Regions from separate parts of the Homo sapiens genome. Here region 2 is linked to region 1. A link is a contact called in ENCODE Hi-C or POLR2A ChIA-PET data. All regions are on one chromosome and are shown on one strand. The core of a region is the stretch at or near the end of the contact, and the rest is flanking DNA. Distances in the headings are between cores, read along the strand shown.

Evidence for each region. A loop is a pair of places that touch in the nucleus more often than their neighbours do. ChIA-PET counts read pairs that join two places held with the same protein, here RNA polymerase II (POLR2A). Pooled maps may share reads with other maps.
Region 2: a map of Panc1 shows a loop between it and region 1 (12-fold over the local background). The contact joins the enhancer-like site here to the promoter of MYO18A in region 1. A Hi-C loop is called at or near these places in 24 of 168 maps with a recorded cell type or tissue (B cell, Caco-2, HepG2 and 16 more), 8 of 37 single-sample maps with no recorded cell type and 30 of 50 pooled maps. POLR2A ChIA-PET finds 5 or more read pairs at or near these places in 21 of 52 experiments (A549, A673, AG04449 and 17 more).

The regions. Positions count from the first base shown.
Region 1 is chr17:29,177,344-29,182,506 of GRCh38, forward strand. It overlaps MYO18A (myosin XVIIIA), which reads right to left and starts at 3,055. Exons shown (of 42, transcript NM_078471.4): 1 at 2,970-3,055. RefSeq lists silencers at 2,729-2,778, 2,899-2,948, 2,914-3,134.
Region 2 is chr17:29,215,961-29,221,361 of GRCh38, forward strand. No RefSeq gene overlaps it. Among named protein-coding and RNA genes, the nearest start is that of CRYBA1, 28 kb to the right of the region's middle. RefSeq lists enhancers at 1-56, 117-166 and a silencer at 3,651-3,740. Within about 2 kb of position 3,596, at least 2 of the 41 ENCODE cell types and tissues checked have a DNase peak (open chromatin) inside an H3K27ac peak, as active enhancers do; they include Panc1 and dorsolateral prefrontal cortex, where a contact is called at or near this core.

The DNA of each region.
Region 1 (5,163 bases), core at 1,805-4,304:
ATCAGTCTAACAACCAAAACTGCTGCCTGACTCTAAACTGTTTAAAATGTCAAGGGAAATTGACATTTTACAAGCCCTGCAATTCCTACCTCAAAAGAAGGGCAGGGAAGTGAAGGTGGGAAGTGGAGGCTCACCAGGTCTGCTCACCACCCCTCCCAATCCAGCTCCTACCTCGGCACCTCCCCAACTCCTCTAATTCAGGCCACCTTGGAAAATGCTAGGGGGAAGAAATGGTGATGGGGTGGGGTGTGCAGATCTTAAAGCACCCGGGGGTCTGACCCAAAGCAGAACTTAAACTCCATCAAGCTGCCCTACCAATCCCAAGTCCTGTGGGAACCTGTCAATTACAGCAGACAGTGGGCTGGGCCCTCCTACTGCCCCAAACCTTTAAACTACAACCAGCCAGAGCCCCTCAGTTTTCCCACCACACTCAGGCCTGGGACCCCAGGCCACCAACAAAACCCAGCTCACGTGGATGCTCTGGCTCCTGCCTGTGGCGTCCACCCCAGGTGAGAGGATCTGGCTGAGGAGAGACCTCTGGTTTGAAGGATTAAGAACAGCCCTGCTGCCCTGAAGACCTGTGACACAGCAAGTCCAGATGAAGGCTTCCTGAGTTCCAACAACTCCCAGCTCCACCTCAGCAGGGTGGATTCTCCCTTTCACATGAGCCCCAGTTCTGCCCCACCCAGTCCACCTTTAGGTACCTGCCTCTGGGGGACCCAGAGTTTTCAGGCCCAGTTTCTGAAGACACATGCAGTCCTCAATGAATAGCCACTACCAGGGCCAGTGAGGGGGCCTCCAGGGAACTGGCTGGCTACCCAGACAGCCCAGGAGTGAGGCTGAGAGACCAGGTGGGAGTCAGGAAGGGCATAACCCACATGAGGAAAGTCTGGGGCGCAGGAGGAAGCCCTCAGGCACACACTCTGGCACCTGGGCCAGGCCAGGAGAGAGTAAACAAACTAGACACTCAGAGCTACCAGGCACCAGGTCATCAACTGTTCAAAGTTCAAAGCTCCCAAAGGAAGTGACCGCCAGCCTGTGGCCCCTCCCATGCCCACCCTCCACCCCCACCTACAACCCTTCTCATTCCCCTAATCCCTCAACACAATAGCTGCCCCCAAAGCCATGGTTTTCCTGGAATTGAGGCCACAACCCCCATGTCCTCAACCCAAAATGGACAAGCACACCTCCACCCGAGGCTATATATAACCCGTCATGTCAAATCCAGAAACCAGGAGGATGTTTCCTGGAAAGACTTCATCACAAAAAAACAGAGAGGAAGCTGAGGAGGTGGGAAGCCATGGACAAAGAGCCAGTGAGGCTTGTCAGGAAGCCAGAGACCTCAGGAGAGCAACTTTCAATATCTCCAGATAGAAAGTAGCCCCTGAACTAAAAAGGGTGGGGAACATTAGGCCAGGCCTGTTGCCACAACAACAGGGCACCAACCTGCTCAAGAAAAGGGCTCCAAAGCACAAGGGAAAGGCGGCTGATTCAATGGGCTCTGTACTCACCGTCCTGCTCAGGTGATCTTGCTCTTAATCACCCAGGTGGCCTCCCCTCCCTTCCAGCACACCCCAGTGCATACACACTTCCCAGAGCTCACTTGCCACAGGGGCACTGATGAGGCCTTCTCGGCCACAGACACGCCAGGGGCTCCAAAAGACAAGACGAACCCACACTAACTAGCCCAAGTCATTGGCAGGGTGAAGCAGGGAGGGAATCCAATTCTTTAATTCGGGGTGGCCATCTGAGGGAATGAAAGCCCTAGCCAGGACAGTCCCTCTCAGGAAGCATTCCCCCAGCCCTCCCCACACAAATACAAACTATGAGGCCAGCGCCAAACACATGCCCCATTGGCAAAGTGGTCAGGCAAAATGAATACCCGCTCAAAAACAAACTGGCTGTCTTCCTCCCCATCTCCCCCACCCCCCACCTCTAGCTCATTCTGGCCGCAACCTTTCCAACTAATCAGCAAGACACATGTGCCTTGCAGTAGGGCAACTCCCCCATCTCCACCCCCAAAACAAAGCCCCAATGCCTGGCCTGTCCCTGCGGGCCTTATCGCACCCAGGAACATGACCCACACTCCTGGCCGGGTTTGGGACCAAGGAGCGCACCCCCACTAACAAGGGGCAGGGTGAGGGGGCAGCCACCCCTACCACCTCCCCTTCCCATTGGCGAAACAACTGGCATGACAGGTTAGCAGGGCGGGGCGTCGGGGCGGTCTCTCCAGAGGCCTGGGGCAGCTTGTCCGACCTTCCCACACGCACCCCACCCCTCTGCAGGGAAAGGTGAGGTGAGCATTCAGTCTCAGGGCACAGCCTGCACTCCCTAATCCCCAAAGCCTGCCACCATTCACCCTCTCATCTTCTGTCCCAAGAGGAGGGGGCCCAGGGAAGCGGGGTCTCCATTGTTTTGCCAGCTGTCTAGCAGCTGCTCCTTTGAGAGGAGCCCGCAGTCTGCCCGGCAGTGAAAGAGTGAAGGCCGCTGGGAGGGATAAAAGGGTCGGTAGAGGTGCTCCCCTTCCCCGCTGCCTTCCTCAGCGCCCCGCTCTCTCGCTCGCTCCATCGTGGGGCCTGGACGGGGGCAGGAGAAGTCCCCCCACCCTCGAGGCTGCAGCCCCCACCCCGCAGCTCCGGGCCACCTGGGCGCCTCCAAGCCCCAAATCCCCCCACACTGAAGGCCACCCTGTCCTGCCTCCCTGCGCCCCCCAGGTTGGCTGGAAGGGCCGGTGGTTCCCCCTTCCCCGCCGCTCCCGATCGGCCCCCACCCCCGGGCGTCGAGCTCCACGGCGCCGCCAGGGACGGGAGCCGGGAGTCCGGGCCGCTGCTTCCAGGGGACGGGGGAGGAGGAGGAGGAGCCGGCGGGCCCCGCCGCCCGCCCGCCCTCCCTCCCGGCCGGAGCCCGCCCCGCCGCCCCACCAAGCCGGGCCCGCCACCGAGCGGCCGCCGCCGCCGACCGGCACTCACCGGCCACCGGAGCCCGCCCGGCAGGCAGCAGAAGCGGAGACGCGGCATCCAGCAGCCTCGGCCCGGTCAGGGATGGAGCAGAGCGCAGCGCGGCGCAGCTCAGCGCCGCCCCCAGCGACCGCGCAGGCCGAGCCGAAAGGGAGCTCCCTGCTGGCGGCTGTGGGGATAAACGCCCGGCCTGCCTGGCAGCGCCAGTGCGCGCCGCCAGACGTGGGCCAGGCGGGCCGGGCGCTGCCCTGGCAGCCTCCGTCCGCTGTGGACTCCGAAGCCCCTCTCGCTGTGTCTGAGAGAGGCCCTGCCTGGAGTTTCTGTCTGCACTGGGCACTGGAGGCTGTCCGAAAAGGGTCCGAAAGGGGCTGAGTGGCACTGCCTAGGACAGGCACCAGGGTCATGATGAACGTATAGAAGAGGGGCTGTCCAAGGCAGGCACCGAACTCTGCAGGCTGTGTTCAAGGTAGTGCTGTCTAAAGGAAGCAATTAAGTCTTACTGGCCGCCTCCTCCCAAGGTGGCTCTGCAGAGGCACACACAGGGCCCTGCTGGATGGTGCCCCAGGCTCAGTCCAGACCAGGTACTGCCTGCCATGTCCGAGATGGCACTGCCAGAATGCACTCCCCAAGGTAAAAACAGACTCCCAATAGCTTGGTCTGATACAGCCCTGCCTCAAAATGGAGTGGATCAAGAGGCGTACCAGGGCCCGGGAGCCATGGCTGTAAGTGCCACTCACTCCCTAAAGGAGTTCACCAATGCCAAGATTAACACTTTCAGAAGCTCTTTGGAATGCAGTCTGTCCCTGGGTCCACTGTGTGCTGTAAATATCAAGTGAGCTGCTGTACCCACCAAGAAGACAGTTTATACTTCCTGGGAGAGGCCAAGGGACATCCAGATACCAGGCCTCCAAGATAGGTGCTATGTCTAGAGTTTGGAGAAAGAAAGAAATGGGGACACTTCCCTGGGCAGTGTCCATGCTGGAGTGGGGTGTGCCAGAATGTGGAAGAAACTGAGTGGGGTGGTGCAGGAAGAAGGGTGTAGCAGACAAATGCTGCTACCTCCCTAGACAGCCCAAACAGGAACTTCTCCAGGCAAGGGCAGCCCAACCTGACAGACCAGGGAAGGCTGGAGCAAGGAGGCTCAGAAAGCAGAGAGTTGAGTAAGAGTTAGGGAGTTCCTGAGGAATAGACCCAGGCGGGATACACATTTTGGAATAACATGCAACTCAAATTCAATTTAACAAACTGCCTGCTAAGTGCCAAGTGCAGCCCCAGGCACTTGGGGTGACACAGAAGGAGATCAGACATGGCATATCTCCAGGGAAATCACATGGGGAACAGGTAGACCTGAGCTGTGACAGTAGTAGGGTTCACCATGCTGGCATTACTTGGATGATGAGATAGGTGCTATGATGGGAGGCTTATTTGGCTTGAGGAGTGAGAAGAGCAGCTTCAAAAACATGACATTTGAGGCCAGGCATGGTGGCTTATGCCTGTAATCCCAGCACTTTGGGAGGCTGAGGTGGGCAGATCACTTGAGGCCAGCGTTCAAGACCAGCCTGGCCAACATGGCGAAACCCCATCACTACTACAAATACAAAAAATTAACCAGGCGTGGTAGTGCATGTCTATAATCCCAGCTACTTGGGAGGCTGAGGCAGGAGAATCTCTTGAACCTGGGGAGCAGAGGTTGCAGTGAGCGGAGATTACACCACTGTACTTCAGCCTGGGCGACAGAGCAAGACTCTGTCTCCAAAAAAGAAAAAAAAAAAACCCCAAAAACATGACATTTGAGCGGAACCTTGCAGGCTAAGTAGGACAACGACTATCATTAGTGTTTCCTGAGTACCTATTATATACTAGACACTATCTCTACTCCTCACAATGAACCTATGAGGGAGACATTATTATTATAGATAGGGGTTGAGTGCATGGACTCTGGAGCTGGATTGCCTGGATTCAAAATCTCAGTTCTGTAAAGTACTAGCTGTGTTACTCTGGGTGATTTTTTATAAATCACCTCTCTGTGCTTCACTTTGCTCATCCAAAAAATTGGGATAATAACAGTGACTCCCTCCCTCAAAATTTGTTTTGAAAATTATATAAGCTTAGTCTTTTCAACACATGGGGCTTTTCAACAAACTGGACATCCACATGCAAAAAAAAAAAAAGGGGGGGGTCTAGACACAGACTTTATACCCTTCAC
Region 2 (5,401 bases), core at 2,346-4,845, 39 kb after region 1:
AAATAAGAAAAATTAGTCATGTGTGGTGACGCAAACCTGTAGTCGCAGGTTCTCACGGGCTGAGGCCAGGAGGGTGGCTTGAGTCCAGGAGTTGGAGGCTGCAGTGAGCTGTGATTATGCCACTGCACTCCAGCCTGGGTGACAGAGCAAGACCCTGTCTCAAAAAAAGAAACACACACACACAAGACACCACAGCAATCCTGGACCACTTGGGTCTGGACCTTAAGTCAGAGAAAAATAAACTTCCATTTTGTTAAAGCCACCACTCCCTTGGTTGTCTGTCACTCACGGCCAAATGCAATCCCAACAGAAACACACATATGCACAGACAAGCACATGCATACACACATACTCTCAATGACAGTGCACGCGGCCCACAAGACACAAGGAGAGACGTAAATGTTGAAATCTCACTAGGTTAGGAGTATTCATCTACTCACATGAACTCATACCACACACCAGTTTCAGGAGCTGTCCTTCCCCGAGGTTCACATCTCACTCCGCACTTCCCCTGCCACAACCCTCACTGTGGTATATTATAATTAGAATATACTTGTCCATATCACCCTTCCCCTGGTCAACCCTTGGACCCCATCTGTCTTGTTCATCATCATTCATTTAGCACCAAGCACAGGACTTCAATCGACATTTGACCAGGTTTGTATTTTACAAACAGCCTGCAGGTGACACTTTGAGCTGCTGGGGACTAGAGTCTGAGTGTAATGAGACTGATGAGGAGCCTGCCTGGATGTGAGGAGACCCTGAACTGGAGCCTCAGTACTGGAGACGGGGATGAAATGGAGAGAGCAGGAGGTGGGATTGACAGGCATTGGGAGTGATTGGGGGGCGAGGGAGAAGTAGGAGTCAAGGAGCGCACCCAGATTTCTAATCTGGACGATGCAATAACAAATGGTGGCACTCTTTGCTGACAGCAGAAACAAGGGGGGAGCAGAAGACTCAGGAGAAGGTAACAAGCTCAGTTTTGCCTATCTGTATTTCAAATGCCTGGGGGGCCATCCAGGTGGACTCATGCAGGAGGCAGCTAGACGGTTGGATGGAACAAAAGACTAGTGAAGACATGACCACGCTTTCTGAAACATTCCCATGCAAGTCATTCATTGTCCAGACAAAGTGTTGGAGGAAGCGGGGTGCAGGGCAGGGCCCTGGGTTGGAAGTTGACAGACCCACATTCCCTTCGCCACTACTACCTGATGTGTCATCTTGATGGGCAAGGGACACTGCCTTCTGGCTTGTACTTTTCTACTTAGTTGTAAAAATGAGAAGCCTGCCTCAAACCTCTGTGTTTCCTTCTAGCTCTCAGATGCTATGGCTAAATATTTGAAATATTTGCAGGCCTACCCTCTGCAGGCTACTGGGCTGGGCCCTGACCCCATTTCCACTTCTCTCAAACAACAACAACAACAACAACAACAACGACAACAACCACCAAAAAGCAGGTCAACTGCAGGAGGAAACTGGGAGGTGAAACACACTGTAAGCTCCTCTGCTCCAAACTGCTCTTCTTTTTCCCCATTCCCTGCACCAAGGTCTCTGTCCACCCAATACACCAGAATGCCCTCCTTAGGTCTCCAGGCCCCTCCAGCTACTCCCAACAACTATTTCCCAAAAGACCAACTAGGAATAAAAATTATCCCCATTCCTCCCCTTTGTGTCACACTTTACATTTCTACTTTCTCCAGTATAAATGATATTTACTGCACGGGAACCATATGGTAGGCACCATGCCAGGCTCTGGGATGAAGACCACACAGACCCTACCCTCAAAAAAGCAGGGAAGAGAGTTAGCAATGTAATTCGAGGTGAATGAACCACACAGGGGCTGTAGGAACATAGATGAAGGGAAGTGGTGTGTGTGTGTGTCTGTGTGTGTGTGTGTGTTCAGGAGGATCCTCAAACCCTGTGAAGTTTTGGGTTTTTTGTTTGTTGGCATGTTTGTTTAAGATAGAGTCTTGCTTTGTTGGCCAGCCTGGAGTGCAGTGGCTTGATCTCAGCTCACCGCAACCTCCACCTCCCGGGTTCGAGCAATTCTCGTGCCTCAGCCTCCCAAGTAGCTGGGATTACAGGCATGCACCACCACGCCTAGCTAATTTTTGTATTTTTAGTGGAGACAGCGTTTCACCTTGTTGGCCAGGCTGGTCACGAACTCCTGACCTCAAGTGAGCCACCCACCTCAGCCTCCCAAAAGTGCTGGGATTATAGGCATGAGCCACCATGCTCAGCCATTTGTTTGTTTTCTGATACAGGGTCTTGCTCTGTTGCCCAGGTGGGAGTGCAGTGGTGCAATCATGGCTCACTGCAACCTCGACTTCCCAAGCTCAAGCGATCCTCCCGCCTTAGCCTCCCTCGTAGCTGGAACCACAGATGTCCGCCACCATGCCCACCTAATTTTTTACATTTTTTGTAGGGACAGGATCTTGCTGTGTTGCCCAGGTTGGTCTCAAACTCCTGAGCTCAAGCAATCTTCCCAACTTTGCCTCCTACAAGTGCTGGGGATTACAGGTGTGAGCCACTGCACCTGGCCCCTGTGAAGTTTTTATAAAACATTAGCACTGGAAGGGATCTCACAGACCAATTAGTCCCACTCCCTCATTTTACATGTGCAGAAACTGAGGCCCAGGCTGGCCACGCATGGTGGCTTACACCTGTAATCCCAACACTTTGGGAGGCTGAGGCAGGAGGATCATTTGAGCCCAGCGGTTCAAGACCAGCCTGGACAGCATAACAAGAACCCCCATCTCTACAAAAAAAATTAAAAATTAGGCCAGGTGCGGTGGCTCACGCTTGTAATCCCAGCACTTTGGGAGGCCGAAGCGGGCAGATCATGAGGTCAGGAGATCGAGACCATCCTGGCTAACATGGTGAAACCCCGTCTCTACTAAAAATACAAAAAATTAGCCGGGCATGGTGGCAGGTGCCTGTAGTACCAGCTACTCGGGAGGCTGAGGCAGGAGAATGGCGTGAACCCGGGAGGCAGAGCTTGCAGTGAGCCGAGATCGTGCCACTGCACTCCAGCCTGGGTGACAGAGCAAGACTCCGTCCCAAATAATAATAATAATAATAATAATAATAATAATAATAATAATATCTTAAGAGGTATAAGAGCTAATATGCTTCCTTCCGGGCTTCATTCTAAGCTCTCTAGATGGATTGATTCGTTTATTACTCACAACATACCTGAGAGTTAGGTTTTTATGTTCCCCTAATATGACAATATTGAGTCTTAGGTTAATTGACTTGCCTGAGGTCACACAGTTAACACAATACTGAATACAGGTAGTCCAAATAAAGAGCCATGAGCGTGGGGGGGAATTGCCTGGAGGCCTTAACATATGATTTCTATACCCTACCCTCAGAAAGTCTGATTCTCTCGGCCTGAAGTGAACAAGCTGGAATTTGCATTTTAGCCATGCACCCTAGGTGATTATGGTTTGGTGGCTATCGGACCACTCTCTGAAAAAACCCAGTTCGAATGTACCTTTTTTCTCAATTCAGAGTTTTCTGGCACAATCCCTCCCTTCCTTGGGACTCCCTGTCCTCAAGGGACCCCGCTTTCCGGAGTCTGCTGGGAATAAGGGTACTCTGGAAACGGACGTATGCCCCCTGGTGGTCAGAAATTAGAGGCTAGGCGCTACAGCCAGCAGGGTCCCGTCAACCGCACAAATTTGTGAACTTTTCTAGAATTTCGTTCAGCCAGTATTACTGAGGTGCCACTATGGGCCAGCACTGAGCCATTGTAATACACAGCACATTGGAGAGAAAGAAGACTTCTGGGGACAGAATTTTTCAAGGTGACTGCTCACCTATTTTCATCCGTGGATACAAAGGCATCAGTTTCAAGCTGCAATTGGACAAATTTCACCTGGTCTAAGTATTCGTATCTGGCAACATATAGCTCTGATCTTAGGTCTTTAGGAGGCTGAAAAAGAGTTTTTTGAAAAAGGCTGAGTCCACCCTCGGGAAGGAAACACAGGAGCATGTATATTTGCAGGGCTCCAAGGCTTTGTAGTCAGGCTGTTCCAGCTCTGTTACTTCAGGCTCTGGGACCCGGGAGCAGTTATTTCATCTTTCTAAGCTGCAGCTGCTTCACCTGAACTATGTGAATAATAACAACACCTGTCTCAAAGGTTTGTGTGATGAAATGGTCTCTTAGTGCCTGGCACAAGATAAACGTTCAAAAAAGTTGTAGGTATTTTGAAATATAATACTTTGTAGTTATATACCATAAAGTATACACTATATATACCAGGGTTCTAACACCAGCCTTAATTCATTCACCTTAAAAAGGAACACAAATGGGCCGGGCGCGGTGGCTCACGCCTGTAATCCCAGCACTTTGGGAGGCCGAGGCGGGTGGATCAACTGAGGTTGGGAGTTCAAGACCAGCCTGGCCAACATGGCGAGACCCTGTCTCTACTAAAAATACAAAAATTAGCCGGGCGTGGTGGTGCGCGCCTACAATCCCAGCTACTCGGGAGGCTGAGGCAGGAGAATCGCTTGAACCCGGGAGGTGGACATTGCGGTGAGCCGAGATCGCGCCACTGCGCTCCAGCCTGTGCAACAAGAGCAAAACTCCGTCTCAAAAAAAAAAAAAAAAGGAACACGAATAATTCTTGAGGCCAGGCACAGTAGCTCACTCCTGTAATCCCAGCACTTTGGGAAGCCAAGGTGGGAGAATCACTTGAGGCCAGGAGTTGGAGACTAGCCCAGACAACATAGTGAGACCCCTGTCTCTCCAAATAAAAAAAAAATTAGCCAGACATGGTGTCATGAACCGGTAGTCCCAGCTATACAGGAAGCTGTCGCAGGAGGATCACTTGAGCCCTGTAGTTGGAGGCAGCAGTGAGCCACTCCTGCCTGGGTGACAGACCAAGACCCCATCTAAAAAAAAGAAAAAACTCTTGATCCACTGTAGTTGAGAGACAAGATTTCCTCCAGTTTTGAATCCTCTAATATGTGATGCATAGACATCTAAACTATTCCACACTGTTGGTGGGATTGCAAGCTAGTACAACTTTGAAAAATTGTTTGATAGTGTCTGCTAAAACTGAACATATTTATGGCCCAGCAATTTATTCTTAGGTATATTCCCAAAAGAAATGTTTACATATGTTACCCAGAAAACATAAACAAGCATGTTTATAGCAATACTATTTATAACAGCCTCCAAGTGGGGAAATATCTAAGTGTCTATCAACACTACAATAAGTTTTTGTGTGTGTTTGTTTGTTTGTTTTGTTGAGATGAAGTTTCGCTCTTGTTTCCCAGGCTGGAGTACAAAGGCAAAATCTCGGCTCACTGCAACCTCCGCCTCCCGGGTTCAAGCAATTGTCCTGCCTCAGCCTCCTGAGTAGCTGGGATTACAGGTGCCCGCCACTACGCC